Regions from separate parts of the Homo sapiens genome. Here region 1 is linked to region 2. Evidence: chromatin loops called from intact Hi-C (ENCODE). Cell type or tissue: endothelial cell of umbilical vein. All regions are shown on one strand. Links, peaks and the distances in the headings refer to the core of each region. The heading gives the core; the rest is flanking DNA.

The links. Peaks named below come from ENCODE experiments on the same cell type or tissue, not always from the same donor. Only the 100,000 strongest peaks of a DNase experiment are listed, where the experiment ranks them.
Region 1: it touches region 2 in a loop (10-fold over the local background); 58 of 110 quality-filtered maps call a loop at or near these places.

The regions. Positions count from the first base shown.
Region 1 is chr14:78,962,301-78,979,452 of GRCh38, reverse strand. It overlaps NRXN3 (neurexin 3), which reads right to left. Exons shown (of 21, transcript NM_001330195.2): 12 at 13,047-13,428; 13 at 12,055-12,245; 14 at 11,107-11,280. Among named protein-coding and RNA genes, the nearest start is that of NRXN3-AS1, 100 kb to the left of the region's middle. In endothelial cell of umbilical vein, for the core only: a CTCF peak has its summit at 10,123 (motif pointing left); DNase peaks (open chromatin) are centred at 10,032 and 11,862; H3K27ac peaks cover 2,910 bases.
Region 2 is chr14:80,844,055-80,861,206 of GRCh38, reverse strand. All of the region lies in intron 9 of CEP128 (centrosomal protein 128), which reads left to right. Among named protein-coding and RNA genes, the nearest start is that of CEP128, 89 kb to the left of the region's middle. In endothelial cell of umbilical vein, for the core only: a CTCF peak has its summit at 10,779; a DNase peak (open chromatin) is centred at 10,796.

The DNA.
Region 1 (17,152 bases), core at 6,032-14,031, 1.9 Mb after region 2:
TGTATATGTGTGTGTATTTATATAAGTCTCATATAAATAAGTCTATAGAAACCCTACAGGGAAATTTTTGAAAATGCAAATGGATTATGAAAGACTCTTACTGCCTACCTGAGCAATCTATAGTCTCGACTGCTAAAATATAAAAATTAAAGAGTTGAGAGTCTTCAGGAGAATGTGATGGTTAATTTTATGTGTCAAAATGACTGAGGTAAGGGATGCCCAGATACCTGGTCATTATATATAATAATAATGAAATATTATTTCCAGGTATGTCTTTGAGGGTATTTACAAATGAGATTAGCATTTTAACTGGTGAAGAGAATAAAGCAGATGGTCCCCAGTGTGAGTAGGCATCATCCAATCTGTTGTGGTCCTATTCTGAATAGAAGAAAAAGGCAGAGGAAGGAGGAATTCGCTTTCTTTGCTTGAGGTGAGATAGCCATATTCTCTAGCCCTCAGACATTGGACACTTGTGCTCCTGGTTCTTGGGCTTTTCGAATCAGAGCAGAACTTACACTATCATGCCACTTCTGCCCCTGCCACCCCCATTCCCAGGGCTTTAGAATCCAACTGTTTTATTCTCCAGCATACAGACAGCGGACTGTGGAGTTTCTTGGCCTCCATAATCATGTGAGCCAATTCCTATTTTTATACATATGTATATAAATAATATATATTTTATATAATATATTATATATAAGATGTATATATCTAAATAATATATATTTTATATATTATATATAAGATGCATATATCCTATATATGATATATATGATACCTCTCTGGAGAACCCTAACTAATACAGAGGGTATTCCTGATAATAAGGATAGCCTATTTACTTAGCTGAATATATGTCTTGGACCCTTCAGCAAAGCTACTTCCATAGCTTTCAGAGTATTTCTAAATTTACAGTGTTGAGTCCCCTTGGCTTTTCTGAAGAGAGTCATTTACAGACAACATAAGATCTATTCATTTTAACTGGAGGAAGCCAAATTCACTTATATTTAGCTTTAAAATAAGAAAGCAATGATCACTTAAAAATGTCAAGTGAATCCACTGAGACGCGAATACTCTAGGTCACATTTTATAGAACATAAGGCAATGCCAGAGAATAGGGTCCTAAATCTTATTATAAAATCTCATTGTCAGAGAGACCTAAGGGTGGCTGTATTCCCAAGATCATGCTTTTTGTCTTGAAGTCAGGACCTATGCCTTACCAAAGCTAAGCAAGGCATCAAAACCACTCTTCTCAAGCATGTTCAGATGCTTATGGCTTCCTCTTCTCAAACAGAGGTTTTAAAAAGGTCACATGATTAGAGTGATCAGTGAAAAAGACAAAGAATAAAATCTAACATTTGGAGCAGTTTCACTAACACCCTTTTCTCTTCAACCACTTCAACCCTCTCATAATACGTTGGGTATAAAATTGGTTATGGCCATGGATGGGAATTGGTTGACTGAGATGGCTTCATGGTATCTTTATCCCCAGTGGCCTTTTATTGGTGATATATCACTAGTAAATGTTTAACAACCAGCACCCCAGGAAAAGGAAAATAAAACTGATTTGTAACATGTGTTGGTTTTATTAGTACTCCCCTCATAGCCAATTTCAAGCCATAACATGTTGCCTCATGTAAACTGGCTTACAAAATTCCTAGAAATTCCTGTGCCAGTGCCAGCTCTAGCACAGCACTGCTCTTGATGGTCAATGATCTAAAAAGAATAATTACAGCTTAAGAGTAAAGTGATTTACCCACAGCACCTTCCATGACAGTAGAGAGGTGGGAGTTGATACTTGCTGCAGGTAGGGTATTTGTAAGAGTGAGAGGATGGCTGGTAGCATGAAGCCTTCTTCCTCAACCCACCCTATTTTCATGGGATGCCTGGGTCACAAAGGTCAAATAACTCTTTTCAAAGTGATACACAATCCCTCATAAGTCAATGATTCTTTAGAAAATGTAAACTGAGGAGTCTGTCTGCTTTTCCTTGTTTTCTAGGCACTGATGTAGGGGTCTGCTGGGGCAGTGGAATATACTTTAAAAGAGAGAGAGAAGGAGTTTCAAAGCCCAGTCTCAACAACAACAAAAAAAGAGGTAATTTAAAATACTTTGCTCTAACATTGTGCAAATATTATCTAGAACTTTTCGAAATGGTGTTGATATGAAAACCATCTACCATAAAGTCAGCATGGAGGACACTCTCAGATACTCTCTGGTCATCTATGTACTCTTTCTGCTTTGGAAATAAGCAAACCCAGACTCACACCATACGGCATAATAGGCGAAAGGTCATGGGCTTTAAAATCCAGTTTAATCACTTACTAGTAATGTGACCTTGGGCTGGTGATATTAAACTCTAAACCTCAGTGTCCCCATCTGTATAAGGGAGATATGTATTTCTACTGCATCATATGGTGTGAAGATTAAATGAAAGAACATATGCAAGACCTATAAAGTCACCTATGAAACAGACAACAGTATCTATCAGCTAAGGTTGTAGTCACAATGGAGATACAACCTGCCAAGTCCTTAGTGTATGCCTTCATCAAGGAGACTCTCAATAAAGATCATCAGCAATTCTGCTAGAAAGGACAATAATCAGGTTTCCTCCTCCCACTTAAGTTGGGTGTACAGTTGATGAGGAGTCCAGAAACAAGATGCATTTTGGTAGTGTGCCACACTGACACAGTTGTGTTGTACGCCTCTCTCGTATAATGTGGAGGAAAAGGACACAAGAACAATAATGGGAAGTTCACTGCAATTTATGTCTCTCTTATTATTTTCCACAATAGAAAGCATTTTGAGGAACTTATAGTAGGTCAAGTACTATATTTTATAACAAAAAATACAATGGAGAATGTGATACAATCTTCAGTTTCGGAGAAAATGAGGTGGAGGACAATATTCATCATAGTAAAGACAGTTGGGGAATTAAAATTTCCTTTACCTAACTAAAGGTGTTTGACTAATTCTAACTCTGTTCTAAAATGCCTTTAAAGAATCTTGAGATTTCCAAGGCATCTGAACCCAATACATTGATTGACTTTCTCAAAATAGCCAGCACTTAGCACCCAGATCCAATGGATCCTGGATCCCCTGACCACGTGTTCACCATCTGGGCAGAGGGACACCTTACATTTCTAGAAAAAAAGTCATTAAACATCAGAAATAAAACCTGCTAAGAGAAGTTATAATTAAAGATGGAATAGGAAGATTCTAATTAATCACCTAATACAAAAAAGAGTTATTCTTTTATTTCTCATAATTTATGTCATCTGCCTCACACCAAACAGGTCAATCTTAATATTTCTTTTATAGTTCTGCAGCTCCTTTCTTCCATGAATAGGCTTTTAGGAAATCTCTTCCTTTCCACTAATACCCTTCTTAAAAACAAAAAGGAATTAGAAAGTTACTTCTGAATGTTCTGTAGAAGCTGTCATTCTGTCCAAGGTACACTGATACAAAGACTGCACTGCTCAGCAAGGCAACCTCCCTCCCGTGGATCACAGGAGTACCGTGGAGAGCTCCTGTCTCCTGTGTTGACCTAGAGAGATGTAGATTCTGGCCTGAAACCAGGAAAGTCGGTAAACTTCTTTCTTGATATCTTTTGTCATAATGTGAAAATACATGTGCTACTAACCAGAATAACAGTGTAGCAGTGGAGAGGGTGTGTGCAGCAAACAGGAGAAAGAGTTCACTTTCTTTCTTGCTCTTTGAGGTTTCATGTGAAAGGGAAACTTGTTTACCTCCTTGACCAAGTCAAGTAACAGGCACTGGGGGCATGTCTCTTCCCTCTGTCTTGGAATATGCTGCTTCACTCCTGAATCTGCTCTCTGTTTCTAGTTTCTGTCTGCATCATCCTTTCTCCATTCTAGTGTCAGAGTGATCCTGATAAAATGAAAATCCAACCCAAATCTCTGTCCTCCTCACAGCATCCTTGGGATAAAGTCCAACTCCTTACAGGAAAAGTCTGTCATTACCTGTCTCTATCCTACCACTCCCATTTCATGTGCTATCATATCCCCCCACACACATTATTTCAGCCACATTGAGCTTCTTGTAGATTCCCAATTAAGCCAAGCTCTCGAATGTGCTTCCATCGTTCATCCATCTAAAACATACTTGTCCTTCAGACTCAGCTCAAACTCTGTCTGAGAAGATATCCCCTGAGCACTCCCCATGACCACCATGACCCTACACGATCCAGTGTGTTCCTTCATGCTCACATGGCAGGACGCATGTCTCTAGGATAGGAGTTTTCACTTTGCATTGTAATTATTGGCTGATCATCTGTGGAATTCTTTGAAGTTAGAGACTGCATCTCATCTGCAGTATCCTAGCATCCCCAGTACCTAGTCCCTGATACACAGGCATAGCTGACACTAACTTCCTGTTAAATTCAACAACACATTCACTGGAGAAGTTAAAAATTTTTAAATAAAAAATAAAACACTACCCCAACCACACAATAACAAGAGGACTTAAGCTGTTGACTCATCTAGACTCATTACGTCACTTCTTACACCTCATTGTTATATTTCCTTCTGAATACATTTTTGTCTAGGCTTCCAACTGCCTCATTTCCTTGTCATATATCTTCACTACCCTTCATACTTCATGGTAATTAGTACTATCTATACTCACAGGTTGTAGCTGAAAAAGCCAGCTTGTGAGTAATAGTCCACACCCCAATGTTAGGAAACAAAAAACTAAAAGCTTTTCCTATAAAACAGGGAAAGAGTAAGACGGCCCCAAATAATCGAAAAAAAAAGCAGCTCCTGCCACAAACAAAGAGACTGTCAAGTCATTACAAGAATGGAGGAAAGTTCGTGCCAATAAAGTAATAATGTTAAAACCATATTGATGCCTAGACAGCTTCCATAAAAGGAAACATCAATATATTCCAAACCACTATGTCCCTAAATCTGTATCTACGCTTTGGTAAACAATTTACTTTAGGCATAGAAATCAATGACTCACTTCTCCCTACAAACCATTATTCCTTTGGATGAGAACTTTCAGATTATTTTGCCATGTCCAGATTTTCTAGGTGAGAGAATATGCTAAGCTCTGGGAATTCAAAATCCATATAGTTCTTACCCTGCGTGATAGTAAAGTCAGGGAAGAGATGTAGTTGTCTAGTTTAATCCGCTAAATCCAGTCCTAAGGAGCTTCAATCTCCTTGGATTGTCTTGCATTCAGATTGAGTCCTGCCCCCTTCTCTCTCTCTTCCATTTACAGAGAAATACATAGTGGATCTTTCTTGACAATTAAACATAATGTCTAAAACAACAGTATTGCCACAAGGGCCCTCTATACTTTGAAACTGAAAGCTATTGTAAAGCTTCCTCTGACTTTAAGTCCTAACTAGTGTATATTCTTTTATTTAATTTAAATATATATTAAAATATATGTGAATCTGCTAAGAGGCGATAAAGAAAAACAAAGTTATGGTAAAATAGTGACAGAGTCTTCATTGGTGGATGTATTCTGGATAGATAGGCGCTTGTACTGGTTAGCTACATGGCATATAACAAGAAAGTCACAGCAAAGTCAATGATCTTTTTAGATGAAAAGTAATTTTTTGAACGTTACCTTTGCCTTAACTACTTCTAACAATTTGGACTGACTGCAAACTCAGCAGAGGTCATGAGGCTCAGTCTCCTGCTTGACAATCAGCCAAAAGACACCTAAAATGCTTGTTCCTCCCTTGTTATTCTGAGACATAGCAGCATGGCACCATAGGATCAGTGGGCCATTACTGACTTTGTAAGATGCCTCTTTGAATAGTGGATGAAGTAGTTTCTGCAATAGATATTCACTAACATCTCACATGTGGTATTTTATAGGGTATTCAGGATTAAAATGACAGATCATCTTCTTCCTCAAGAGTACTTTTTTCCTGCGATCACAAAACAGGAAATTAAAGTGCTCAACCAAAATCCCCAATAGAAAATATAAATCTCTGAAACATTTTAATGACATTAGTGTCTCCCAAATGCCCAGAAATATTTAAAACTTTAAAACTAGTTAAGAGAAAATGACATTCTCTTTCATAAAGCCCAAGTACTTAAATGTCCTGCTCCAGGAAATGACCTCCCTGATCCAGAAAATAATAACTTAAGGCATAAGGGCTGGCCTTGGCCTTTTTTTTCCTTCCAAGTTCTTTTTTCTATGTATGGTGAATAAATTAAGAGGAGCCAACCCCTCCATGGCAACTACTTGGAGAGGTATTTATCATTTCCAGAGTAAATTAATATGTTTATGTATAGTCACGGTATGGGATGCTGTCAAACCTCTTTGGTACCCCCCAAAATGGAATCATGTTTCTTCCCCCATGAGGTCTCCTCTTGATAGCTATTTTTCATGCATTGATCTGGGTTATCTGTCACCCTTTCAGAAGAACACAGGGTTCAGCCACCTCCCCACAATTGCTGCTGTCCAAGAGGTGTGACAGCTTGAAGATCTCTAAAGAAAAGATACCAAGGGTTACACAGGGCATCTTTCAGTCCAAAGTGGTAATGGGAACAAGAACCTTCTCTACCTTGCAGGTCAGCTTTGGTCAACGCAACTTTGTTAGCAAAAGAACAGAAAAAGCGAAAACAATAACCAGAGGTTAGTAAGAGGTAGAATAAACCAGGATAACATTACAGAAATGAAAACGCAATCTGCATAACCATCACTCAGACAGACAATTGAAATGCTCTACAGGTTCACCAGAGACAGCAAAGATGGGGTTGGGGAGTAGGGCAGAGGGGGACGCGCAGACCAGGGACAGAGCCGGCCTCCTCAGAGCCAAGTCAGCAGAGCAGGGCAGGGGCGCATCAGACTTGACAAAGCACAGGCAACGGGCAACAAGGGCAACAAGAGCTTTCTCACATCCACACAGCCAACCTCAGGGAGTGCACGGTCAGACTGAAAGACACGTGTGTGCAATCAGATGGAGCCCATAGAAATACTTCTAAACATTAGGAGTTCAGCATGAAAGAGTCACTCGAGTGCACCCCTTGTGCCCTCTTGCAAATGCCACCCAGGAATTTGGCACTGGAATTAGACATTTGGATCACGGTGATTTGGGAACACCAAAAAGCTCAATTTGTTTAATTTTAAAAATATATCCAAACCCAAATAGTTGCAGGCAAAAGGGCACCAGACTAATGTCATTTTTATTTATTCGTGCCAGTTTCAAAACAAAGCACGTGTATTTCTTTCAGATGTTTATCATCTGCAATTGTGAAACCACATTTCTAGCTGATCATGCCTTGGCCTCTGCAGCAAAGCTGGCCTCAATATAGGAAGATACATTTACCAGCCACATATTAAATCAGGTATGATTTTTTTTAAAACCCTAGCTTAAATTGAGAGGTATCAAGTTACAACTAAATGTTGACTAGGAGTTGCCCAGAAATTGCACTTAATATCTAAATTATACACTTTGCATCTATCAGAGACATAAAATCAAATACTAGTTTCAAGATTTTTTTCTTTTTTGCTACTCATACTTGAGAGCTGAAGAGTACTAAATTAGCAAGTTTTTAAATAATTTTGCTACCACTTTGGGAGGCCGAGGTGGGTGGATCACCTGAGATCAAGAGGTCGAGACCAGCCTGGCCAACATGGTAAAACCCCATCTCTACTAAAAACACAAAAATTAGCCAGGTATGGTGGTGGGCACCTGTAATCCCAGCTACTTGGGAGGCTGAGGCAGCAGATTCGCTTGAAGCTGGGAGGTGGAGGTTGCAGTGAGCCGAGATCACGCCACTGCACTCCAGCCTGGGCAACAAGAGCGAAACTCCGTCTCACTCACTCACTCACTCAATCAATAAAATAAATAAAAATAATTTTGGACTCTTTTGCCTTTTATTTTACCTGCTGTCATGGGTCTGATATAATAGGGAAGGTAACACATTTACTACCTAGGGATCTTAAAGTGTCATTGTCAATGACTTTGATGGAAACATATATTAAATGTAGATAGATACAGATACTTATCTATCTGTGTGTGTGTGTGTATATATATATATATATGTTTATCTGTGTATTCTAGATTTGCTAGAATAAAACATATCTTGAAGAGATTCTGGTCTTAGTTCTTAGTTATAAAACCTCATCCCCTACTTGTTTACTGTTCTATGTAAAAGAAATGATAAATTAAGAAATTTGTTCTGTTTCCTGTGGTCCTCATACTACCTAATGCTCAAAGGCCTTCTTGGGGGTCTCATGCTCTACACAAGAGATTCAGAATAAAAATGATGCCTTTTTGCAGTGTCTCCAGTGTTTTGTGCTCTCCCTTTACCTCCCCACCATCTTACACAGAACCCTAAAATGCTCCTGGGATCTCTTGCAAGGGCTTATTCACAGTGGTACAAACTTCCAATGACAGTAATTTATGCCTTAACCCATTTTGGGCCATTTTTCCTGGCCACTTAGGCTAATTATCCAAGTCATTTGTGTACAATCAACAAGGACTTTCTTCCCTCAGCACTCACCCTCCACTTCATCCCACCCAGCGGGGTAGGCATAATGCTCAGTGGGTAACCGTTGTAATTATCTCCATGGCAATAGAGTGCAGTGCTATTAGGCTCATGGGACTCACCATAGATTCAGATGGTGGAGCCATCAAGCCACAATATCCGGCTTTGAACAATCAACCATACTCAGAGGAAGGTCGGAGCTCTCTGTAATGCATGTGATGAGTAATGCCAAACTGCACATAGAGCTGTAGATAGGGATAGGGACATTTTCCCCAACTCGTTATGTAATTTCTTTTTGCTGATGCTCTTACTGCTTCTCTTAAAACTCTCTTAAGTGAGGTCATTCTCCCTTTATATTATACATTTTAGTACCCTTTTATAAAGCTTAGACCTCCTTTTAATCCAATACTATAGCTTTATTTATTTACACCTTAATTTTTGTATTCTGTATACCTGTACTACCAATACAGTAGCCATTGACATGTGTATTGAGCACTTTAAATGCATGTAGCCCCTGGGTTGAGGTGTGCTGCAAGTATAAAATACAAACTCAAGTTTAGAGGCTTAATGTGAAAAAAAGTGCAAAATATTGATAATTTTATCTCTATTACATTCTGAAATAATATTTTGGGTATATTTAGTTAAATTGAATAAAATACAAAATTAAAATAAATTTGACCTGTTACTTTATACCTTTTTAAAATGTAGCTACTAGGAAATTTATAATTGCATGTGTTACATATATCTATTGGAAAACACTGACATAGAGTTAATGGATGATTCCTGTTAACTTTTAAATCTGAAGAACTGATGGCATAATAAAAATTCTGTAACATTTGACCAGTATCTTACGCTTTCTAATATGTGCTCTTATATTGTGATTTGACTTCATATGATTAATTATTCCAGGATAAATGGAATTACTGCCATTCTACAATCTTCTAAACACTATATACAATTTAATTCCAAATGCTACGTCTATTCCAGGATTGCCCTTTAATACACAAAAGAACTAAAAGCAAGCCAAGGAGACAAAAATCCCTGATTGAATGAAATTGTTCATTTCTAGGAGCAAAGTGGCTGCTTTAAGGGCTTAGTGATTCCCAACCTCCTGTCCCTTTATACACACACACACACACACACACACACACACACACACACACACTACATAGTACAAACACCATATTTGGCCAAGACAATTTAAGAAATATTTCTGGATAAAGGAAAAATGGAGTGGGTTATAGGAATGAACATTCCTATTACTAGTGCAAAATACAAAAATAACTCTTAGGCAAAGGGAAACAATTTCCATAACTCCAAGTCAGCCTGATAAGCTGACAGGAAGCTTTTATAAATGTGTGCTTTACGATGATGAGCTAACCCAGATGGAAGCTGTTTAAGAACAGAAGCGATACATGAAGTTGAACACAGAAGTGGAATGAACAGATTTGATGTGGTAAATTAACAACTGATACAAGGAAACACAATATATTGCGCAAACACAGGACCATAAGGCTCAACCAAAAGGCTCAAAAAGAAAAAAAGGAAATAATTACATAGATCCTTGGTCAGGCAACTTCTTTGCCTTTCAAGTTAGGTAACAGTCACGTTTTCAGCCAACCCAAGACTACTAGGGAAGGCTGAATGTGTTCACTTCTGCCATCTGCTGGTTAAAACTAGATTGTTTACACTGCAAAGAATTGTTGGATTCAGGAAGACCTGTAAAATTCATTTAGTATCTCAAGAGACAGTGGATCATCTACAGGAACAGGCTGAGCATGGTTTGTTGTGCTGCATGGGTAGACATGCAGTATTATTAGATGTTTGACATAAAATAATATTTGTAAACAATAAGCCTACCATTTATCGAGTACCTACTACATACCAGGCATTTTATGTGTATTTCTGATCTCCTTACATTCAAGGTAAGTTTTATTGCCCTGTTTTATAGGTAAGAAAGATATAGCTTACAGAAGTTACATCACCTTCCAAATGTCACATAGCTAACAAGAGCTACTACCTGGAGCTGAATCCAGGTATTTCTAATATCAAAGCCCATAATGTTCCAATATACCACACTAAAGAACTGCCTAGCAATGCCTGATAATTAGTAAGTACTTAGTAAATGTTAGTTCCCTTCCATCATCATGGCATTTGGACATCGTTTTCCTATTGCCTGCTAGATTTGCATTAAATAATGCAGTCACTATCAGCCAAAATAAGAAACATTTTATTAATTAGTGACATCTACATAAAATCTCTGGTTTTCCCCTCATCATGTATTAAAGTATAAATAAAAGTCTCCAGTGCTGTTTCAGCCATTCTGGAAGCCAAGGTACACATTGAAAGAAGCCTGATGTCAATGCCAGGGAAGTTTTTTATTTTATTTTATTTTTATTGGCAAGTATGTGATACTCAGAAAACATCTGCCAACATACATTCCTGGAGCCTGTGGCACATGTCTTGACATACTAAACCAGTGACAAGAGAACACTGATGGTGATGCAATGTCACGTGGCAAATGAGAATGAGACAGGACTGGTCAACTGAGGAAGGAGGCAGTGGCAGAGGCAGCAAAGAGGCTTGGTGCTTGCAACAAGGCTGTAGCTTAACAAGAAAAAAATAGGTTGTACCTTCACAGCCACGCTCGATCTGTCCGCTCCGATGAAGAGCATCATTGATGAGGTCTGGCAGGCGTCCATTCAAGTCCACTGATGCTAGACAGCCCTGAAAGCCATCTCGAGAGGCCACGAGCTTTGGGAGGTTGCTGTACATGCCTTGGGCCAGACCAGCCATATAGAGATCACCTGGAAAGGAAAGTAATTAGCAAAAGAGAATGAGTAAAGGATGTGGTGACCATGTCAACTAGTTTGATACACTTGAGATAATTCATCAGATAAGGAATAAGATAGCTGGGGGGGGGGGGGGGGGACAGCATAAATGAGATAAGCACCTGAGTTTCTACCCTGCAAAAAAAGGAAACCAATATTTATTATGTGTCATTCATTTTATATATACCATCTCAAAAATTTATTCATCATAGATGGAGTAAAGATTAACAATATTGTCAACAAAGCAAGCATTTATTGAGTGCTTTTTATGTGCTTGTTACCAATAATATGCTGAGGGATATACAGACATGCCATCAAAACTTCTCACGACCTATACAGAAACTAACAATTATTATCCTCATTTTGCAAAGAAAAGTAAATGTAAGCTGAACAAGGCTAAGACAGTTTACTGATGACACCAGACATTAAATGATTCAGCTGAAATTCCAAAGCCTATATTCCTTCCTCTGTATTACGGCCCTTCCCACACTTTGACACTCATCCTGTCATCTCTCAGCCCCCACAGCATGACATTCCCGAGGTTATCAGAGAAAATGAACCATTTCTTGATGAGTAGTCTAAGTAAAAACGGAAAAAATTGCATTACAGGATAATTCAACATTGTTAAAACAGGATATGGATGATGTATCAAAAATGCATGGCACTCTGAACCTGTGGTTTGCCTCTGGAAATAGTCTATCTATTGTAAGAAAAGCTCTATTAAAAACTAAATTTCTTTACAAGGTTTACCTTTCAAATCCAGATTTTTGGCACCATTGATAACCTGAGTGACCACTTTGGTGTCCACTTTCAGGCTATGAGTGTTACTATTGTCCCGAGTGATGACGACATTGTGCCACTGGTTGTCATTCAGGGGGCGGTCACTGTTGCCTTTGATCACATTGGGACCGTTTCCGAGGTCAAAAACGTAGTGTATATACCTAGGAAGAAAAAAAAAAAAAAACAATAATTGGAAAATCCCCGAAGTGGTTTAATGGCTATATGTGTGTAACTGACATAGTGGGCTTCAAATCCCCCATGCTAAACTGGCATAATGCAGGAATAATTTAAATCTTGATATGAGGTTACAAGAATAGTCAGATTTTATTCTATCATGCTTCACTATAATTCCATACTCATCGAGTCCACTTCATTAACACTACCTACTAATACTCTCCAGAGTCAAAGTAGCACAGGTTGTACACTACAAAACATAAGGGGGTGACTTTTAAATTCATCATCAACCATTAATCTGTTTTGGTTTTTGTTTTGGTTTTTTGTTTTGACTATTTTCTAATACATGGTAGTAAAATGTCTTGAGGAAAGGGCAGCTTCTAAAAACTTGCATATATGGGCTAATGGTAGGATTTAAAATATTTATGTTTCATCTTTTGGTATAAATTGGGTGGTTGTAGTTAGTAATACTCAAGAATTAGATGCAATACAAATCATAGCCCTCTTTTGCAAAAATAAGCTTTTCTTCAATAGTTTTAAAGGGCTACATTTCATAGGAAAAAGTCTGTTAGTGTTGAGTTAGTGGAAGACCTTTAAATTAAATCATGAGCCTCTCTCCTTTCCAGACCTAATAATTTTATGGATCCATTTAATCAAGGAAGATGCGAGAATGTGTCAGGAATGGAGGGTAGGGAGTAGAATAGACAAGTTATTTTTATGTCCATATTTTACGTAGAGCTTCAGTAGATTAAAGGTGTCCAACATAAGTCGTGATCCCTTCTACTTACCCCTTGACAAGCTCGACTGCAATGAAGTCATTGCCATCACCACTATTGAAGAGAATGAAGCCATCTGGTGAGGTGGTCTTGAACTGGAAGAAGAGGTGCATGGAGGTGTAAGCCTGAAGAGTGGCAAGGCTCAGGTAGCTGCTCTTGGTCTTAAAGGTGACAGGGTCAGCGATGATGTTCCTCAGTCCAAAACGAGCCTTCAGCTCACAATAATCAATGTCACCATTTTTGCACAAGTCAATGTAGAGAAGGCCATTAAACATGAGGCTCTGCAGATGGCCAATAAAGCTGGAGGGGACAACGGAGATGTAGCGTTTCTCAGTCATGATTCCCGTTTCAATGTTGTGGAACTCCAAACGGGTATGGTCTCCCACCATTGTACCTGTGAAAATTGTAAATGAGGTACAAACAGAAAAGTTACCATCATTTATCACAGCACCCTCAAGTATATTTTTTGGGTGTAACCTGTTTCCACACAGAATATTCAGCTTTCTTGGGTGAGTTCAAGAAAACCAAATATTCAATATGGTAGATACCTTACTTGGCCTCAATCAGGCATTGCCCAAATTACATGCTGTCACGCAGCTGCTCAGCACGGCTCATCATATAAGGGGAAATATGAGGTCATGAGTAACCCAGGCTAAAGGATAAAACTATTGATATTCTCCATTCAGGAGAATCACTGGACACTAATACACACTATAAGAAGAAAGGCCTTTGTTGCTCTGACCCTTGTAAAGACACAACACACAAGTCTTGGGCATCACTACCAAGTATTTTTTCTCGTAATAACTCTCCACTTAGTACTCGTGGGAAGGATTCTATTATAGACTTATCAGTTGAGTTTACCTGCCCAGCAACTGTTACTTTATCTTATAATAACACGTAATTTTTCTTTAGGAAGCTACCCACCCCTCTTGACCTTTCAACCACCTGGACTGGATAAAGTTGACCCTAATCAAGCTACTCAGCCTAGACCACTCAATGTACTTTACCCCCCTAACTGTCACAGACTTTGGACTACAGACTTAAAAAGCGGTCATTACACTTTAGGGTGTATCAGAATCACCTGGGGGGCTTAGGCCCTCAGAGTTTAGAATTCAAAAGTCTGGGGTGAGGCCTGAGAATCTGCATTTCTAACAAGTTTCACAGTGATGCTCTTGTGGCTGATTTAGGGACCACCCTTAGAACTGGCAACAACCCAAGCCATCCCGGCCACACTCAGTTCCAGAGCTCTTGCTGGTACACTTAGGAAAGAGGATTCTTTGCAAGCAAGGACTGCTGGAGGGGTAAGAAGAAAGCTTTGAGTCCCTAGAGGCTATAAGAAAATCAGAGGGATCAGAGGACTAGCAACCCAGAAGACAATTACCAAATGAAGAGAATCATCTGTGCTGTCCTTTGAGACTCTGGATCAAGCCAGGCACCTCCCGGCTTTTTCAAACTGTGTGGCAATAGACTCCCTTTCATGCTTAAAGCGTTTGAGTTGGGTTTCTGACATTCACAACGGAAATATCTTCAGCTGTTACAAATGAACTATTTAGAACTTGTATTACCTATTTTACCTAGAAGTGGTGAGTGACTAGGGCAGAGGGGATAAGGAGGGCTTGAAAAAAAAATACAAAGAGACTGGAAATTTTAATAACAAAATAAAGAAAAACATCATTAATGTGGCCAGAGTAGAAATTGGCTTCCTCAACATTTATATAGAAAAATCATGTTAAAACATAACAAACCATGTTCTACTGCCAAGCATTAGAGGGGGAATTCTTTCTTCCTGTCCTCTCTTGTTACCTTCTACATTGAAAAAACTCCATTAGCAAGACTGATAGCATCTCTTTATTTCCTCTTTAACAACTTTCCTGAAGAAGTGACATAATCAGAAATATTAAGGATGATCTGCAAAGAGAAGCTGTGTATGCTTAGCTCAGCCCCTAACACCTCCTGTTTCTCTTTGCTGGAGCAAGCTGCCTTCAGAAATGTCCATTCTACTGCATGCATCCATAGAATGGGTGTTACAGGAGCAAGCCTTGCTTCCACAAAGGATGTCTGCCCAGTTCTGAACTACTATTCAAGTGGGCAGTTCTGTCTAATTCTGAAGTTCAGTGGGTGTAAGCAATATTATTGTGTGTTATTACTAATTAAAATGATATTTGCCTTCCATCCTCATTGCAATATTTTCTCTATTGGCTCAGAATTACAGTGACAAAAAAAGGGAGGATTGTATTTTCTTAGGTCTCTTAAACTTCAGTATCTGGGAGACTAAACCAGATCATACCCTTAAGTGCTCAATATTGGTTTTATCTCTTTGGGAAAAAACTCAGACCTAATTTAAAGAATTGGCTGGAGACAGTGGCTCATGCCTGTAATCCCAGCACTTTGGGAGGCCGAGACAGAAAGATTACTTGAGGCTAGGAGTTCAAGACCAGCCTGGGCAATATAGCAAGACCCAGTCTCTACAAATTAAAAAAAAAATATTAGCCAGGCATAGAGGTATGTACCTATAGTGCTAACTATTCAGGAGGCTAAGGTAGGAGGATCACTGGAGCCCAGGAGTTTGAGGCTGCACTCCAGCCTAGGTAACACAGCGAGATGCTGTCTCTAAAAAAATAAAAATAAAATTTCTTATATTCCCTATAAGCACAAAAATTAGATTTACATGTTATGAGCTTCTATGCAGTGTTTTGACAACTAGTGACAAATCACTCTCTTAGTATAAGAAAAAAAGATGTTGGTTAACTTAAATATAAAAATCAAAATGCAACATAAATCTGCTAACAAATAACTAGGAAATAAAATTGCTTAGTGTTAAAAATCAGACAGGCTGTGAAAATACAAAGCAACATAATCTAAATTTGCATGCTCTAAATTAATAAAGTGACTGAAAGAAACATCTACTGTCAAATTGGCTATAGCTACTCCTACCAGGAAGGGGAGCTGGGCTGGAAAATGATGGGGAGGGGGAGTCATAGTCAATATCCACAGAAACAGAGAAACTGAACTATGATGATGCTGCTAGTCATGCTAATTCTTATTTTACAAAGAAAAAATCTAAGATGAGAACTAAGAAGTCAGAATGGGGAATCTCTGGTGAAGATTGAGGTTCCAAAAGGAATCTGAAGAAACAATTTTAAAGTCAAGTTGAGAACTTTCAGAGAAATTCTGGATGAATTGATCTCCAGGATTGAGGGGTTGGGATATTCTGCTCACTAGAAAATTAATTTTTCATAGCAAAAAAAAAAGTGTTTATTGAGATAGCAGAGAGACTGAGCGTGGATGTGGATAAGTACAAGAAGTGAAGTTAATAGTGGATTTAGGAGCTTAGCCCAGGAACACAAACTGGGAGTTCAGGATGACTCACACAGGAGCCTCAACTAAAAGTTGGTGAGGGGAGGGGGAGAAGGCCATGTGAGATCAAATTAGAAAAGGAATTGGCTTGGGAGGTCGAGGTGGGTGGATCACGAGGTCAGGAGATCGAGACCATCCTGGCTAACATGGTGAAAACCCGTCTTTACTAAAAATACAAAAATTAGCCTGGCGTGGTGGCACACGCCTGTAGTCCCAGCTACTTGGGAGGCTGAGGCAGAAGAACTGCTTGAACCCAGGAGGCAGAGGCTGCAGTGAGTCGACATCATGCCACCGCACTCCAGCCTGGGTGACAAAGCAAGAGTCCGTCTCAAAAAAAAAGAAAGAAAGAAAAAGGAAAGAAAAAGAATTGGCTTCACTGTGTGCTAAACGAATTTACTCCTTTGTTGATGAAGACTTCAAAAAATAAGTATATTATTGCACCTGTGCAAAGCATGAGAGATGCTGAAAGTTTGAAACCTGTGCCAAACCAACCAAATATTTTTTTTTTAATCTATGTGTCATTTAATCAATAGTAGTGATGGAAACCTTTCACTCATCTCCTCTGAATGCTGTCTGCAAACTGAACCTCCTTTCTACTTAAGGGGCAAATATATTCATACCTCACAGCCGCTTCTTTCAAACTTCAGGGGAAAGAGAAGTAACTGGGGAGAAAGATAACAAGCCAAAACCAAGACTACTGAAAATTCCATATAAGGCAAGCACTGTGCTAAATACTGCATAATCACTATGAAATGTCATTA
Region 2 (17,152 bases), core at 6,236-14,235:
TATTATTGACTCATATGAAACAATTACTACTATAAGTAGTGCCAGATAGTGATTTAAAAATTTTTTTATGATTCCTTCTACATTTATAGAATCCTACTGTAAGAAAGAACTTTTTGTTATGTGCACTCATGGATTTTTATTTTATTATATTGGTTATATTTTGTTACTATCATTTTAGAATATTGTTGAAATTCCCTTTAAGTGTTTCTTTGGTCTATACATAAAATATAAAAAGTAGAAACAACAAGAAACACAAAAGATTCAAAACAAATGGGAATTCTTTTCATTTATGAAATGATTTTTCTAAGAGTTCTAAAAATACACTTATGTGTGCTTGTAGATCGTTAATCTTTATTAATCGACAGATTTTTTAAAGTTTTTTTCACTGTTAATTGAAAATTAGGAACAAAAATTGCAACACTGAAATTTAATGTAAGCTGATAGAAAAATCTGCTTTTGTTTTCTGAAATTCCATTTCCTTCCATTTCACAAAAGAAGACATACCCTTGTAAGTTGGTAATTACTTTGAAGAGGATATGTTGTTGAATAATTAGATACAGCATGTGGGTAAGCTTTTTTTTTTTAACCTTGATTTTTATACATTTGTTCTCAAAGCAAATTATATCTGGTGAGCATAAGAATAGTACTAAAGAGACAATTGTTCTTTTCTGCAAGAGAAAATTAGAGAAATTTTCTGTACTTATTTTCTTCTCTCTTTGCAGAATGCACAAAATTACAAAGAAAGAGGGAGAAAAAGATTGCTTCCCACCACTTTTCTTAAGATACCAGAGCCTGGGTATTTCCATTGAAATTGTCAATTTGACTAAAAGCTTCAGCTGTGATTTGGAATTCCATCTCTGACAATACAATAGGAGATCACTATTGATAAGAACTATTTAATTTCATATTTTGTTACTTTAATATAAGCAGTGACCTATACGTTTTTAAAAAGTGGTTTTAGATTATAAACAGAGTAGTGGAAGCTAGGAAAGATTAAGCTGATGTATTTTCCTGCTCCCATGTTAAATGGCTTAAACTGTTCCGGAAAGGTCATGTTTAAGGAGAGGAAACACTTTCCCTTCTTTTTATTAAAAATACTTATGGAAATTCCTATACCATATGATAATAGTAATTGATGCATTTTTTTCCTGTTTATGGTGAAAAATTAAATCCATAATTGAGCAGGTGGGCCTGAACTTCTAGCCACTGTGCTCTTTTGCCTTCTTAAAATGTATCTTTCAATGTTAATGAAAAATATGACATTTAAAACTTAAGACATTAAGAGTTTTTATTTGAAATTATAGGATGCAGAGATTTGAAGGTATAATATATTACAGGGAGGCATTCTGTGGTTTTGGCTAAAATCTGCTGCTGTTATCTCACGGGTCCTTAGGTCCTCAGAGCTTTACCTATTCCCATTTAATGCAAAAGCACAGTGTTAATCATTGGAAATTGGTCAAGGGAAAGCCATTTTCCTTTTCTGTAGGGGTTTTAAAGAATTGTTCACTCATTTCTGTTTCTTGTCCTGATTTGAACAAAAGGGCCATGCACGCCCAGGAATCCACTTCCTTTTTTGAGCCTCAGCTACTCATGTGCTATTGAAGTCACATGAATGCCAGATTTTCTTTCTTTTTTTTAAAAATTAATTAATTTATTATTATTATACTTTAAGTTTTAGGGTACATGTGCACAATGTGCAGGTTAGTTACATATGTATACATGTGCCATGCTGCTGCGCTGCACCCACTAACTCGTCATCTAGCATTAGGTATATCTCCCAATGCTATCCCTCCCCCCTCCCCCCACCCCACAACAGTCCCCAGAGTGTGATGTTCCCCTTCCTGTGTCCATGTGTTCTCATTGTTCAATTCCCACCTATGAGTGAGAATATGTGGTGTTTGGTTTTTTGTTCTTGCGATAGTTTACTGAGAATGATGATTTCCAATTTCATCCATGTCCCTACAAAGGACATGAACTCATCCTTTTTTATGGCTGCATAGTATTCCATGGTGTATATGTGCCACATTTTCTTAATCCAGTCTGTCATTGTTGGACATTTGGGTTGGTTCCAAGTCTTTGCTATTGTGAATAATGCCGCAATAAACATACGTGTGCATGTGTCTTTATAGCAGCATGATTTATAGTCCTTTGGGTATATACCCAGTAATGGGATGGCTGGGTTAAATGGTATTTCTAGTTCTAGATCCCTGAGGAATCGCCACACTGACTTCCACAATGGTTGAACTAGTTTACAGTCCCACCAACAGTGTAAAAGTGTTCCTATTTCTCCACATCCTCTCCAGGACTTGTTGTTTCCTGACTTTTTAATGATTGCCATTCTAACTGGTGTGAGATGATATCTCATTGTGGTTTTGATTTGCATTTCTCTGGTGGCCAGTGATGGTGAGCATTTTTTCATGTGTTTTTTGGCTGCATAAATGTCTTCTTTTGAAAAGTGTCTGTTCATGTCCTTCGCCCACTTTTTGATGGGGTTGTTTGTTTTTTTCTTGTAAATTTGTTTGAGTGCATTGTAGATTCTGGATATTAGCCCTTTGTCAGATGAGTAGGTTGCGAAAATTTTCTCCCATTTTGTAGGTTGCCTGTTCACTCTGATGGTAGTTTCTTTTGCTGTGCAGAAGCTCTTTAGTTTAATTAGATCCCATTTGTCAATTTTGTCTTTTGTTGCCATTGCTTTTGGTGTTTTAGACATGAAGTCCTTGCCCATGCCTATGTCCTGAATGGTAATGCCTAGGTTTTCTTCTAGGGTTTTTATGGTTTTAGGTCTAACGTTTAAGTCTTTAATCCATCTTGAATTGATTTTTGTATAAGGTGTAAGGAAGGGATCCAGTTTCAGCTTCCTACATATGGCTAGCCAGTTTTCCCAGCACCATTTATTAAATAGGGAATCCTTTCCCCATTGCTTGTTTTTCTCAGGTTTGTCAAAGATCAGATAGTTGTAGATATGTGGCGTTATTTCTGAGGGCTCTGTTCTGTTCCATTGATCTATATCTCTGTTTTGGTACCAGTACCATGCTGTTTTGGTTACTGTAGCCTTGTAGTATAGTTTGAAGTCAGGTAGTGTGATGCCTCCAGCTTTGTTCTTTTGGCTTAGGACTGACTTGGCGATCCGGGCTCTTTTTTGGTTCCATATGAACTTTAAAGTAGTTTTTTCCAATTCTGTGAAGAAAGTCATTGGTAGCTTGATGGGGATGGCATTGAATCTGTAAATTACCTTGGGCAGTATGGCCAGATTTTCTTTATTTGGTAAGGACCTTCATACATTGTATTTTAAACAACCTGGTTTGGTTATCTCATGGAAGTCTCTTCTTTAAGAGAGATGAGTATTTTAAATGGGTTGTATGACTATATTCTTTTAATATTATCTTTCTTAAATTGTAGATGATACTTTGAACTTTACTAATTCAATTCATGTTTTTTGTTGTTGTTGTTGTTGTTGTTGTTGTTTTTTTTTGAGATGGGGTCACTCTGTTGCCCAGGAGTGCAGCAGCATGATCTCGGCTCACTACAGCCTCGAATTCCTGGGTTCAAGAGATTCTGCCACCTCAGCCTCCCTTGTAGCTGGGACTACAGGCAGGCATCACCATGCCCAGCTGATTTTTTTGTTGTTGTATTTTGGGTAGAGATGGGGTTTTACCATATTGCCCAGGCTGGTCTTAAACTCCTGACCTCAAGTGATTTGCCCACCTTGGCCTCCTAAAGTGCTGGGATTACGGGAGGGAGCCACCACGCCCGACCTAAATTCAAGTGTTGTTAAGCCTATACCCATCAGCCTTTTCTGTGTACACAGTCAAGTATATAACATTGAGGTAAATTATCATACTATAAACTCCTTTTGATGAGGTGCTTGATAGTATCATAACTTTGGTTAGTTTAGTGGAGTGGGGGTAGGCTTGGTAGGTTGTAGTGTTGGGAAAGAGGTATGTAGACTGTAAACACACAACAAAAAAAAAACTGTAAAAAAAAAAAAAAAGCCAAAACCACTTTTTTTGCAGGTTCAATATTTACATAAAATCCTAGATAAAAATTTAAACTTCTGGTTTGCATCCTGGAAACTCCTGACTCATTTTTTACTGGCTATTTCATATACATTGAATATTATTTCTTCATCTTCAGCCGAATTACTTAAAATGAAAAACATGGCTGGGCATGGTGACTCATGCCTGTAATTCCAGCACTTTGGGAGGCTGAGGTGGGCGGGTCACTCGAGATCAGGAGTTTGAGACCAGCCTGGCCAACATGGTGAAACCCCGTCTCTACTAAAAATACAAAAAACAAACAACAGCAACAAAAAAATTAGTGTGGTGGTGCACACCTGTAATCCCAGCCACCTGGGAGTCTGAGGCACGAGAATAGCTTTAACTCGGGAGGCAGAGGTTGTAGGGAGCTGGAATTGTACCACTGCACTCCAGCCTGGGTGACAGATTGAGACCCTGTCTCAAAAAAAAAAAAAAAAAAAAAAAAAAAAGAAAAGAAAAACATGAGATAAATGCTGGACACACACACACACGCACACACACACACGCAGGCACACTCCAGAGCACTTTTATGAGGCAGGGTCACACTCACCCACGCTGGAGTGCAGTGGTGTGATCATGGCCCACTCAGTCTCAACCTCCCAGGCTCAAGCGATCCTTCTACCTCAGCTTCCCAAGCAGCTGCAACTACAGGGGCACACCATTACACCCAGCTAATTTTTGTATTTTTTGTAAAGACAGGTTTCGCCATGTTGCCCAGAGTGGTCTCAGACTCTGGACTCAAGTGATCTGCCTGTCTCAGCTTCCCAACTTGCTGGGATTACAGGTGTGAGCCACCATGCCTGGCCGTCTTCAGAGCATTTTATAGCATATTAAGTCAGTAGTTTCTCCCTTATCTGTATCAACAATATTCTATGCTTACATATGATCTAGATGCCTTAAAATTAAAATTTGTTTCATGGGGAAGTCTGTGGGATAGGCAAGGGCATGGAATCTTAATAGACGATGGTGAAGTTTAAGTGAGAAATTAAGTGTTTAAGATGGGAGCTCAGCTCAGTGGCTTTTAGTCTGTTCTGAGGGACAACCAGGTTATGTGAAGCTCATCAATAAACTAAGGCCATATGAAGAAAAATTAAAGTAATCGATACTTTTTTTCCAACATTTTTCTTCATTTTTTTGGAAAAACCTAATGAAGAAGTAGCTATTCATTTTTGTCCAGAAATGTAATTATGGCCCCAGAGATGCTGAGTAATACAGATACCACATAAGAAAAGCCTCGGGTACCCTTTATTAATGTATTTAGTTTGGACTCATTAAGGGAGAAGCTTCCATGAAACCTAGGATGTTTTTCTAATGTGTTCTTAATAGCTTTTGCGTCTCCCTTGAGGCTTCTGTGATATTTCGAGTATCACACAGCAGGGGAGAACCTAGTCAGGCAAATATTCTAACCTGGCTTCATTAACCCCTTTTCCTGCACTTTCTTTCCAGACTCCCCTACTTTGTTTGGAGTCGTGGAGGCCTTTCCAAGGCTGGCAGATCTTGGACTCGCCTTTGCTTACCTTTTCAAGGTTCAGTTGTAAAACTTTTGTTTGATCATTCACTTTGCCTCCCTCTTGTTTCCATAACCAATGCCCCTTTTTTTTTGTAGTCATCTCGTACATTTTTGCATACAGTTATTCATATTCATATTTTGCATAGTTATTCATAAGTTTTCCTTTCCCTATTATATTGTTAGATGTTATAAATGCCCATTAAAATCACTCTCGTATTGATCATCCCAGCAGCCTCTCTAATCTTTGAGAAGGACCAATAGAGTTTACAAGTAAATGAAAGTTTAAAAGTCAAACACAATCCTGTGGAAAGCAGGAGGAAAACTCAGAGGATGTACTTTATTTTTCTTATTCTTAGGACATAAGCCCTAGAATTGAGTCCTTGGACAGGACTGTGTGAGCCCCATGGGGTTCGGTAAGCAGAGAGTAACACAGGCAGGGTGTCAGAGCCCTCAAACCACCAAGAGGCTGAAAGCACTATCACAACAGGACAACCACACATGTACTACTTTGTTGGAAAATGCGTGTAGCAAGTGAAAATCCTAAAACTCCTACTCCAGTGTTTATTCTTCACGGGGTAAAGTTGTGTGTGTAGTATAAATCGGGGCTTATTTTGAGCCACACTTTTTATTCTTTTAACCAGCTTTAATCCCATTGACTATTTTTCTTCTTCTGTAAAGATGGCATTTTTTTTTCTTTCACTGTCCAGTTTCTGGTAATACATATGTGAGAGCTTTGTCCCCGATTATTTATGTTACTGATTCTTGATATGTTCTCTCTTTTAATTTTACCTATTTTGAACACTTTTCATTTCTAGTATTTGAAGATAATACTTACTAAATATTTGTTTAATACGTTAAGTAGTGACCACATTAATACACTGTTTTGGTCCTGTGTTTAACTAGGTTTATTTCTCACGTAGTTCTTTTAACATTTCATTATTAAATATTTAGTACAAAAAGCGTTTTTTAATATAACTAAATGTGATCATATGAAATATTCAGACATTCTCTTACAATACAGGCTTATTTATTTATTTACATGGCTGATTTTTTTCCTACATCTCTTCCAACTCTGTTCTTTCATCATGAACCACTTCTCTTACCCCTAAAAAAAGGAACTCATGTTGACGGCCTGGAAGGTATCCCTTTATATTTTTCTGTTTGCTTTTAATTACCTGGACTGATGTATATAGACTATATATACACCTTTGCATATATATGGGGACTTTTTGGTCATGTATTCGTTTTTAGAAAATGAGATCACATTTAGTATACATTTCTGCTTCTTGTTTTTTCCTTTTTTTTGCCAATGTTTTCTGGAAGTTCATCCAACTAGCTGACATGGTTCCAATGTAATCTTATATTGCCATTGGTAGATCTTATTTTTCCAGAGGTTCTGAAACTGCACGTTGTTCTGCCAGCAATGGTTGAGTGTAGCTCTTTCCCCCACATTCTTACCAGAAGTAGTGGTTATAATTCTTTAAGTTTTTGCCATCTGATCAGTATAAAGTGTTAACTCATTTTTATGTTTATTCACTTTTCTCTAATAGTGAATTTGAGCATCTATTCACACACCTCTTGGCAGTTTGCATTTGTGCTTACATACAGTGCCTATGTATGACTTTTGCTCATTTAAAAATATTGGATTATTTGGGATTTCTCTCTTTCCCCCCGGGGATTTTTTTTTTAATAGGAGAGAGGAAAGGATCTAATTTGCTTTTTATATGACTCATCAGTTGCTTCAGCATCATTTTTGAATAAAAATTGGTTCTTTCCACTCTAATTTAAATGCCACATCTGTTGTATATCTAGTTTCCTACAATATCTATCTGACCTCTATATGCTTTGCCATTGATTTGCTTGTCTAGCCCTATACTAATATAATTCTTTCTTAATTATTATAGGTTTTATTATCTTTTGGTAAATGATAATGAAAATCTCTTGTCCTATTCCATGAAAAATCATGCTGGCATTTTTATTGCGATTGTATTAAGTACAGACTAATTTAAAGAGAAGGTCTTTTCTAATGTTTTCCAATAATGTTTTATAATTGTCTGTATAAATGTCTTAGACCTCTTTTGTTAGACTTATTTTTAGGTACCTTATGGTTTTTCTTTCTATCTGGAATGGGATTTTTTTTTAAAATTGCATCTCTAATTGGTTATTTTTAGTATACAGGGGTACAACTGGCTTCATATATGGTTCTTATATCCAACAATTTTGCTCAATGCCCTTATTAGTCCTTATAATTTCTTAATAGCTTTACTGACATACTATCTTAGTGTATAGATAATCATATCATTTGAAATTAAAGGCAATTTAGTCTCTTTATAATTCTTTTCTTTTTTTTTTATCTTATTGCACTGGTTAGAACCTGAAGTCTAATATTAAATGGAAGCAAAGATAGCAAGAATTCTTGTGTTACTTCTATATTTGTATGATTCTTAAGTGTTAAATGTTGTATGGTGTTTGCCCCTACTTTTTAGTGCTAACCTTTGTCGCATTAAGAACATTGCCTTCTATTCCTAGGTTGCCAAGAGATGTTTGCTGTTATTTATTTATTTATTTTAAAAATCATGAATGGGTTGTGAAATTTATCAGATATTCTTGCTGTGCACTTAACTTTGGGTATTTAAATATATTGATTTAAATATGGTTGATTCCATCAATAGATGTTGAGCCCTCCTTGCATTCCTGAGAACTTTATTTGATTATAATTTTTTTTTATACATTGCTGAATTAACTTGCTATTTTTTTCTTAGGATTTTTATATTTGTGTTTATGATTGAGATTAGTTTTCCTTGCACTGACGTTTTTGGTTTTAGAAGCATGGTTACATTAGTGTCATAAAATGAATTAGATGGATTCCTTCTTTTCCTATTTCGTGGTTTAGTTTTGTGTAAGAGAGGGATTATCTATTTCTTGAATGTCTGTTGAAACTTACCCATAAAACAATTTGTGTCTAATATCTTTTTGGTGCTGCAGATTACTAATTTTTTTTAATGTTTATTGGGTTGTATAGCCTGTTTATTAAGTCAATTTGGTAATTCATGTTTAAAGTCTTGCTAGAAATAGTATTATTTTATTAGTTTTCTTTTTGACTGGCTTTGTTTATTGCTTCATTAACTTCTGCTCTTAACTCTGTTACTCTCTCTTTCTCTTCATTTAAAGGATTATTCTGTTTTATTTTTTAGGCTTGAAAATTGAATGCTTGATTGATTTTTCTGCTTTTTTAAAATGAATAATGAAAATTTAACCAAATTACCATATGCTTTGTTATACTTTTATGGTAATTTTTTTTCAAAATCTTTTATAATTTGTTACAATTTTCTCTATAACTCAAAACTTATTTAGGAATGTCTTTTGGTATTTTCAGAGATATATGTGTGCTTATTTTTAAACTCTTTTTATTGTTTTTAATTTAACTCCTTTGAAAGTTGTTGAAACTTCCATTTTGACCTAATTCTATGACCAATTTTTTGTAAGTACTCCAGAGTAAGAAACAAATATTTTTCTGTGTTTTGGATGCAGAATTTTATGTGCTTGTGCATGTCATACATGCATACATACACACACACATATATAAATTTAATAGGTCATTTGTGAATTTTGTTGTTCTGTTCTTCTGTTTTCTTAGTACATATATCTAAAGCTTCTCATTATTATAGAGATTATCAGTTTCTCCGTGTGATTTGTGTCAGTTTTCTTTTATCTGTTTTGTGCATGTGGTATCTTATGTATAATTAAATTACTTCTTGGTCAATTATTTAAAAAATATTACCTAGTGTGCCTCTTGATTTTAACATTCTTAAGATTACTTTATTCATGGCATATCATTTTCCCTCTTTAATCTTTCCTTAGTATTTCCATTTTTCCATGTTTCTTACAAAACACCTTATAGTTTGTTAAAAATAACTTTATCTTATAAATTAATGGTTGCATTAGTCATTTTATACTTACTGCGATTATTGGAATATTTTAAAGTGTTTTTATCTTATTTATTTTTTTTTAACTTCTCTTTTTGTTTCTTTTTCCCATTTCTATTTGGAGTGGAGTATATTATATATTCATTTTTATACTTTCTGTTTGCTTTGGAGCTGTAGATTATATTTCTGTTCTTTTGATAGCTGTTCTAAGATTTTAAACATACAGTACTTATTAGTCTAAGATATCTATGTTCCAGCTACATTGGATTCTTCTCAGTGTCTTACTGGAACATTTTTCTCCCTTCTCGTTCCTCAGGCTCAATTGTGACCTCTTTAGGGAAAACTTTCCCGTTCCTCCTCGCCTTCTAAAATCGCCCCTTCAGTTCCATTGCTCACTGTCATGTATCATATTACTCTATTTTTAAAAATAGCATTTAACACAAACTATAATTATTGTTTGTTTGCTTATGCTATTATATGCCTTTTGCCAAAGAATGTAGACTCCATTGGAGGGGCTTTGTGCATCTCGTTTACCCTTGTTTCTGGGACAGGTAGTACAGGGTTTATCACACAGAGCTCACTGAACAGGTGCTAAAGAAATTGACGTTTCCAAATGTAAGTGATTGTTCAGCTGCATATAACATTCTTGGTAAATTTCACTCCAAGATTTTTATACCTTGTGTTACTCTACTGCTCTCATTCCTGAAGACAGAAAGTAAAAGTTAAACAATTTTAACTTATTTGAAGTTTATATAGTAGTTACAATGATATATTCAAAATTCCATAAACATTCTTCAAGAATTCAATCATAGTTAAATTAAACATAATTCAACTCTATAAAAATAACATTTTCGTATAGTGGGTTGCTGGTTTTCAAACTATACTGACAACTTAATAAAGACAGCTGGATTTTTGATATCTTTGTGTTTAACAAAGTTTGAAAAAGAAATTTAGAATGGAGATGCCCAGATACATGCATTCTAAATGTAGACCTCTTTGAAATATTAATTATGGATTTATGAAGAATGTTAACATAGCTGTGTGAGCGTGAATAAAGTGACATTTCATGGAACTGTTTCCTTTGTGAGCTGACAGCAAATGCTGATTGACTTTTCTTTTGGGATACTGCAAATAATGGACAGAAAGAATTTTTAAAGAGACTTTGTAGATACAATTCCTTTTCTTCGTGTTTTTCTGAATGTTTGTGAGGGCAATATCTTTTAATTTAGATTTTCACATAATTTGCATTAAATGTTTTAAATAAATTGATAAAGGTCATAGAATACTTGATAGGGAATTACTACAAGTTTTGACCACTAGTCGTCAGTATTGAACCATTAATTGTGAAGTAGTAGACACTGTTTATTAAAGTTGGCCAAATTTATTGAAAAACAATTATTTATAGTGTGTATACTCTCAACTCTTAGGGCTTTCTGAAAGTGTACTTGGCACTAGCCTCACAAATGAAAAAAATCTAATTAACTGTCTGTTATTACAAATTTAAATTTGAAACGGTGTTACCCTCTGCTGTTAAAAAGTATGACACATTGTGTATTTTATATGAAGACACCTGCTGTATTTATCATGAAAACTGTCATTTCTTTGCCTTTGTATTATAGTTTCATGCTTCCTCTTCAGGATTACAGGTTTTTCCCTTCTTCCTTCCTCCTTCCCTCCCTCCCTCTATGGAAGAAACTATTTATATCTAGTAAAACAGATTATAATTTGATATGAGCATTTTTTTCGCGGGAATCATATATTCCCATTCCCTTTTCCACTTTTAATATTTCGAAGCTGTGCATGCAGAATTTTCCCAAAGATACTTTCTATAAATATTCATCTTATGTAGACCTAAACCTCTTTCTCCTAATTGTTATTTTCTTGTTTTTGGTGGTGATTTCCTTTTGTACACTGTTGTCCATCTACCCAGTTATATTTATTTTCTATTGGTGTTCTGTTGGATAGTTTATCCAACAGATAGATTATCCTTTGCCTATTTTTTCTTTAGTTGTTGGAAAAGCATTTTTTATAGCTCTCATGACTCATTGTGTTTCTAGTTAATTTGTATTTCTATTAAGTACCCCAAATCCCTTTTTAAAAAATATTAAAGTTGTGGTATTAATTATTCATTGCTCAAAAAATGAAAAGCTGTTATTTCTTATATATCTTTGTCCATACTGTGGTCAAGTATTAGGATAGTATTTAGAACTATAACCTCATTATTTCATCGTTTAATGGATTTTGTATGGTTGTGACAAAAAAGTTACAGTTTTATGTTTATTATCTGAGAATGAGATCCTGAAACTTTCCTCGCCAGTGTTAGTCTTGGATGGGCAATCAAGTTACAGTGATGCTGTGATTCAAAGCCACAAAGTGTGGGCGAACTTGGGTCTCTGGAGCTCCCAGTTTCCAGTTCTTTCTCCTCCTGACCTGTGAACTTGTTTGGAAGGTGCAAAATCTTACTCTTTTTGTGTGGTTCATCTTATAATGTTTCTTCTTAAACAGATAGATAACCATCTTGATAAAATAATTTGTTTTATATTTTAAAACCTTTATATGTTTCCTTTATGTCTTTGCCTCTCCTTTTCTCCTGTTCTTTACACCAAGTCTATCATTAAATTTTGTCAGCTCTATTTAAAAAATATTTTTTTAAATTGGAAACTGTTCATTTCCTACCACTACATCTCCTCTTTTGCTGGGGCTAATGCTGTAGCCTCCTTGCTTCCATTCTTACCTCCTTGTGGTCTTTTACAGAATCAGATAATGTCACATCTTTCTTCAAGACCCTTCAATGGTTTCTTTTGTTTTTTTTTTGAGACAGTCTCACTCTGTTGCCCAGGCTAGAGTGCAGTGGCATGATGTTGGTTCACTGCAGCCACCACCTCCTGGGTTCAAGTGATTCTTATGCCTCAGCCTCCCGAGTATCTGGGATTACAGGCATGTCCCACCATGTCTGGCTAATCAATGGTTTATTTATAGACAATAGATCCCCTCTGATCTGGTTTCTGAATTCCTCTCACCCTAATTTTCTTTCTTTCTTTCCTTTCTTCTCTTTTTCTTTTTTTTTTTGTTTTGAAATGTAGTCTTACTCTGTCTCCCAGGCTGGAGTGCAGTGGCACGATCTTGGCTCACTGCAGCCTCTGACTCCCAGGTTCAAGCGATTCTCTGCCTCAGCCTCCTGAATAGTTGGAATTACAAGCATGCGCCAAGACACCCAGCTAATTTTTTGTAATTTAAGTAGAGATGGAGTTTCGTCATGTTGACCAGGCTGGTCTCAAACTCCTGGCCTCAAGTGATCCTCCCACCTTGGCCTCCCAAAGTGCTGGGATTAAAGGCACGAGCCACCATGCCCAACCCCTAATTTTCTATTGTTGTTCTTCTTGCCAACTCTAGGCCAACCATCCTGGCCGTCTTGCTTTTCCATGGATATACCATGTACCTCCTGCTCCTGGGCATTTGCACTTTCTGTTCCCACAGCTAGGAATTTTCAGCTCTGAAACAGTTGTACGGTTTGTGCGCTCATGTTCAGAACTCTACTTCAGAAAGCCCTTATTGACTATCATAGATAAAACACTCCTTCACTCCTGAGCCCCTTGCACTGTTGTATGTTTTCTTAACACTTTCATTATTTGTCAACCATCTGTCCCCTTGAGCAGAATGCAGGCTTTATGGAGGCAGGGACTTACCTGCTTTGCTTGTTGCTGCATCCCCAGTACCAGGACCAGTGCTTGGCATAGAGTAGGGGCCCAGTAAGTGTTTCTTGAAGGAATGAATGAATAAATATTGCTTACTGTATAGTAACTATTCATTCAGTAAAATATTCATTTGGCCAATACTATCATGTACCTAATATAATTCAGGTACTGCGCTGGGGACTAGGGATTTAAAGATACCTAAAATACTATCTCACCTTTTAGGGACCCCTAGTTTAGTTGAGGAAATAGAGATGTTAACTATCTTTGCAATGCAGTAAGGGCATTATTCCACATTTGTGTAGTCTACAGAATATCTCAGAGGGGAAATAATTACCTCTTTATGGCCCCTTGGGGAAAGTTTGGGTGAGAGAGGTGGCATTTTTGCTAAGACTGTATTTTCACATTATTTTAGGAAATTCTTCATGAATGTGATTCTGCCCCACTGCTTGTTGTTAACATGTCAAGCACTTTACCAATCAATGGCTGAAACACTTATATAAATTTTGACCTACTATCATTTTTATCCATACCATTGCTCTTTGTCCTATCATCATACACCATACTAATTATTTTCTTCTTTATATTTGTTACTTGTGGTAACAAATAACAAATTTTTTCTTTGCAAAGATGAAATAAACATTGTTCTCTATAAGACTGTGAGAGAACCATTAATGTCGACATGCTGATAAAAAGAAAATGGATGGTGAAGAATGATTGACTATTATAGGATTTAGTTTTCAAAGGCGTTTGAACACTATTTGGCACAGCTTGAAACATGCAGGTCTGAGATACATCATGCTTTTCAGTCACCTTCTTTAGTCTTTTTCTTGATTTCCCTCCTTGCCCTCTTATTCAGCCTCTTACAGATGACACTAAAACACTTTTGATGTTTTTTTCAGTGAAAGATATTTTTTCCCCCAAAGCTTCTATAGAAGAGAATTCTGAAGAGACCTTGGAGGATGTCTCTTTCAACCTTGTACTTGATACTTGAATTTCCATTTACAGAGCAAGCTAGCTACTTAGATATTGTAGACAGTCTCTACAAGCTATATTATCTTTCTGGTATTGGGAAATAGTTGGCTGGATTAAAGAATATTCCAGTTTGATAATATATTTCATTGGCCTAGTATTGAATAATGATAAAACAAAAGTTGAAAGTTTAGAAATGTATTCTACATCACAGAAGTAGTAGCATGCCAGCTGTTAGCTTTTGGATTCATTGAAGGGTGCAGTTTTACAAGATGATGTATAAATGTAAGTTGTCATGAAATTCTTGTAATCTGATTTCTATATAATTAACATTTATGTCATGTCTTCTGAAGCTTTTTACTTTATTAAGAAAATAATACTAAAGGCTATTAATTATTAAATGCTTGCAATATACTTTCTGCTCCATTCAGTTCCTCATTTTAACTGTCTTTCTCCAAAATTCTACCATGTATGTTATCTTACACTTTCTTATTTAAGTATTTTTGTAAAGTGTGTGTTTTTCAGGATGCCTTCCGGGGTTGATCAATTTGCTTATAGCTTCCTTGATCTTACCATCCTACTAACCGTGAGCTAGTGCCCATATGACTTTTGTTCTTCTTTTATCTCTTCTTTCCCCACTGGTAACTATTGAGATTATATTCACTTTCTAGGTTCTTGAAGAGTCATTACTTATTCTTTTAGGGACTCTGACTTCTCTCTTTATTCTACTTAATCCTTCAGCATATGTGTAAGCGTCTTGTAAAGCATCTGTAATGCTATTGGGGAATAGTAGAAGTTTATATGTTAAATAAATACTCTGATTGCTACTGTGAGTTGTGTTTAAGCCTGACACATATTTTATGTTCATGCCAAATATTACTAGATCTCAAATTATGTTTAATCACTTTTACTTTGCTATGTGTACTTATATGTTCTTGCCAATATTGTCATTGTAAATTATAACAAATAAGGCTAGCGTGAATCTGTGTGAGTCACTTTGTGCAGCACCATATGCAAATAGACATTTAATGCCGTTAATGCTATGACGATGATGAAAAATGTCTGCTGCCCCTGTTGACTGAACAGCTGCCTGACAATAGACTGAGATTTTCTGTGTGCAGGATTTGTTCAATTTCTATGTTACGCTTTTCTTGAAGAGTGGAATGTTTCTATCTATGTTTTCAGTGAATTTATGCTAGGCCATCTGTTTATAAAGCCCATTTCCATCATTATCAATTAATATTTATTGGGCAACTACTGAGTGCATAGTAATATTGTACAAACAAAAACCGTTTTGCTACAGATAGACTTATTCATTGGCTTAGTACTGTTTTATTTTTATTAGAAAATAGTGAAAAACAAAAAAAACCCTTCTAAACCCAAAGGCATAAAATAACATCCTTTAACTCTGGACACTGGAAGATGTTGTATATTTACAGAGCTTTCTGTTCAAAGATATACAACTTGAGAAATTCTAAATTAAATTTCCATAATTATCTATGATCTTCTATTTGTCAACAATCCTAACTCAGTGGCCCTGCATTTAGAAAGTCAAATGAAGTATTATATTACTCTGGATTTCTAATAAAACTATGCATCTCTTTTTGAGAGGAAACTACTCGGATAAAAACAGACCTTCTACTAGGAGCATTTGTTTTTTGATTTTGAAGGAAATCCTGGAAAGTGCACTTGTTGGGCTCACATTTAACTTTACTTGCAAGATTTTATTAAGTAAAAGATTGCATAAAAATATAATCTGTTCCAGTAAAAGCAATGGCATGTTAGGGAATAATACTCATTACCATTGTTGCTTTTGAATTAAAGAAGTTAAAAGACTTGTATGTCTTTTTAGCATACTGGCTTTTTCATGAAGTAATTAAGGTTTTGTTTTGCAGATTGGCAAATTTATAACATTTGAAGAATGAAATCCTGACACTTGTCAACAGGGGTTTACCTTTGAGTTATTTTTGTAGTCATGGTATTGAATTTTTGCTGATTCATTCATAGTCTCTGGTCTAGTTAGCCTTCTGTGAGGCCCTTGGCTAGGTTTAGGGTAAAGATTGTGTCCACGAAACAGAGCAAAGGGAATTGGTGATTAAACTCATGACCTTGTTTGGGTTCATTGGCACTGGATGCCCTAAACAGTGGTGGATTCCGTAGGTATGGGCATAGTGGAACCAAGAAGTTTGTTCATTGGAGAAAATAGGTCAGAAAAAGCATCCATCTCTTCCACCAAGATAATTCCTATAAGAGCCCTTGTGGATTCTTGGGATTCTTGAAATAATAAACATCTTATAAGAAGAGAAAAATGAAAAAAACAAAAAACACATCTAGGCCATTCTTAAAATAAAACCTTGAGCTTTATGTTTAAATACCATAGATATCTTTAAGGAATGTTATTAAGGATTACTGTTACTATTAGAAATAGTATTTAACATATGATCAATCCTACTTAACTACGTGATATTGGATATTACCTTTTGAAAAAGAGGAATTGTTGTATTTTGTGACTTGACTTATGTGCTTACCATTTCCATCGGGAAAATACACACATTTCAATTCATACCAAGTTTTTTGAATTTCTCCCTTACTTTGATATCCCTCAAGTATGTATGGTATCATAATAGTATCAATATTGAATTCCTTTTGGACTTTTATCAAGCATTTCTACTTTTCACCTACCAAAGTGTGTGGTGTGTGCGGTTTGTTTTATTTTTTATTTTTTAAGTTGTAGTTGTTGGTATAGAATTTCCTTTCCTTGGTCATGGCTGAAAAATAAATTTCTTTGAACAATTTAAGTAATACCCACCTAGCTATTTTTAAATTAGATATTGGTTCAGGGATTTAGAATGTGAATGCGTTGTTTTGTTTTTTTTTGCCTTGAAAAGAAACTTAATTTTTTTTTGTTTTGGTTTTTGTTGGCACAGATAATCCTCAACTGGATGAACTTAAAGGCTAAAATTTTCCATTACTTTAGCTAGTTCTCATGGGGGAGGAATCTCTAATTTGATTTGA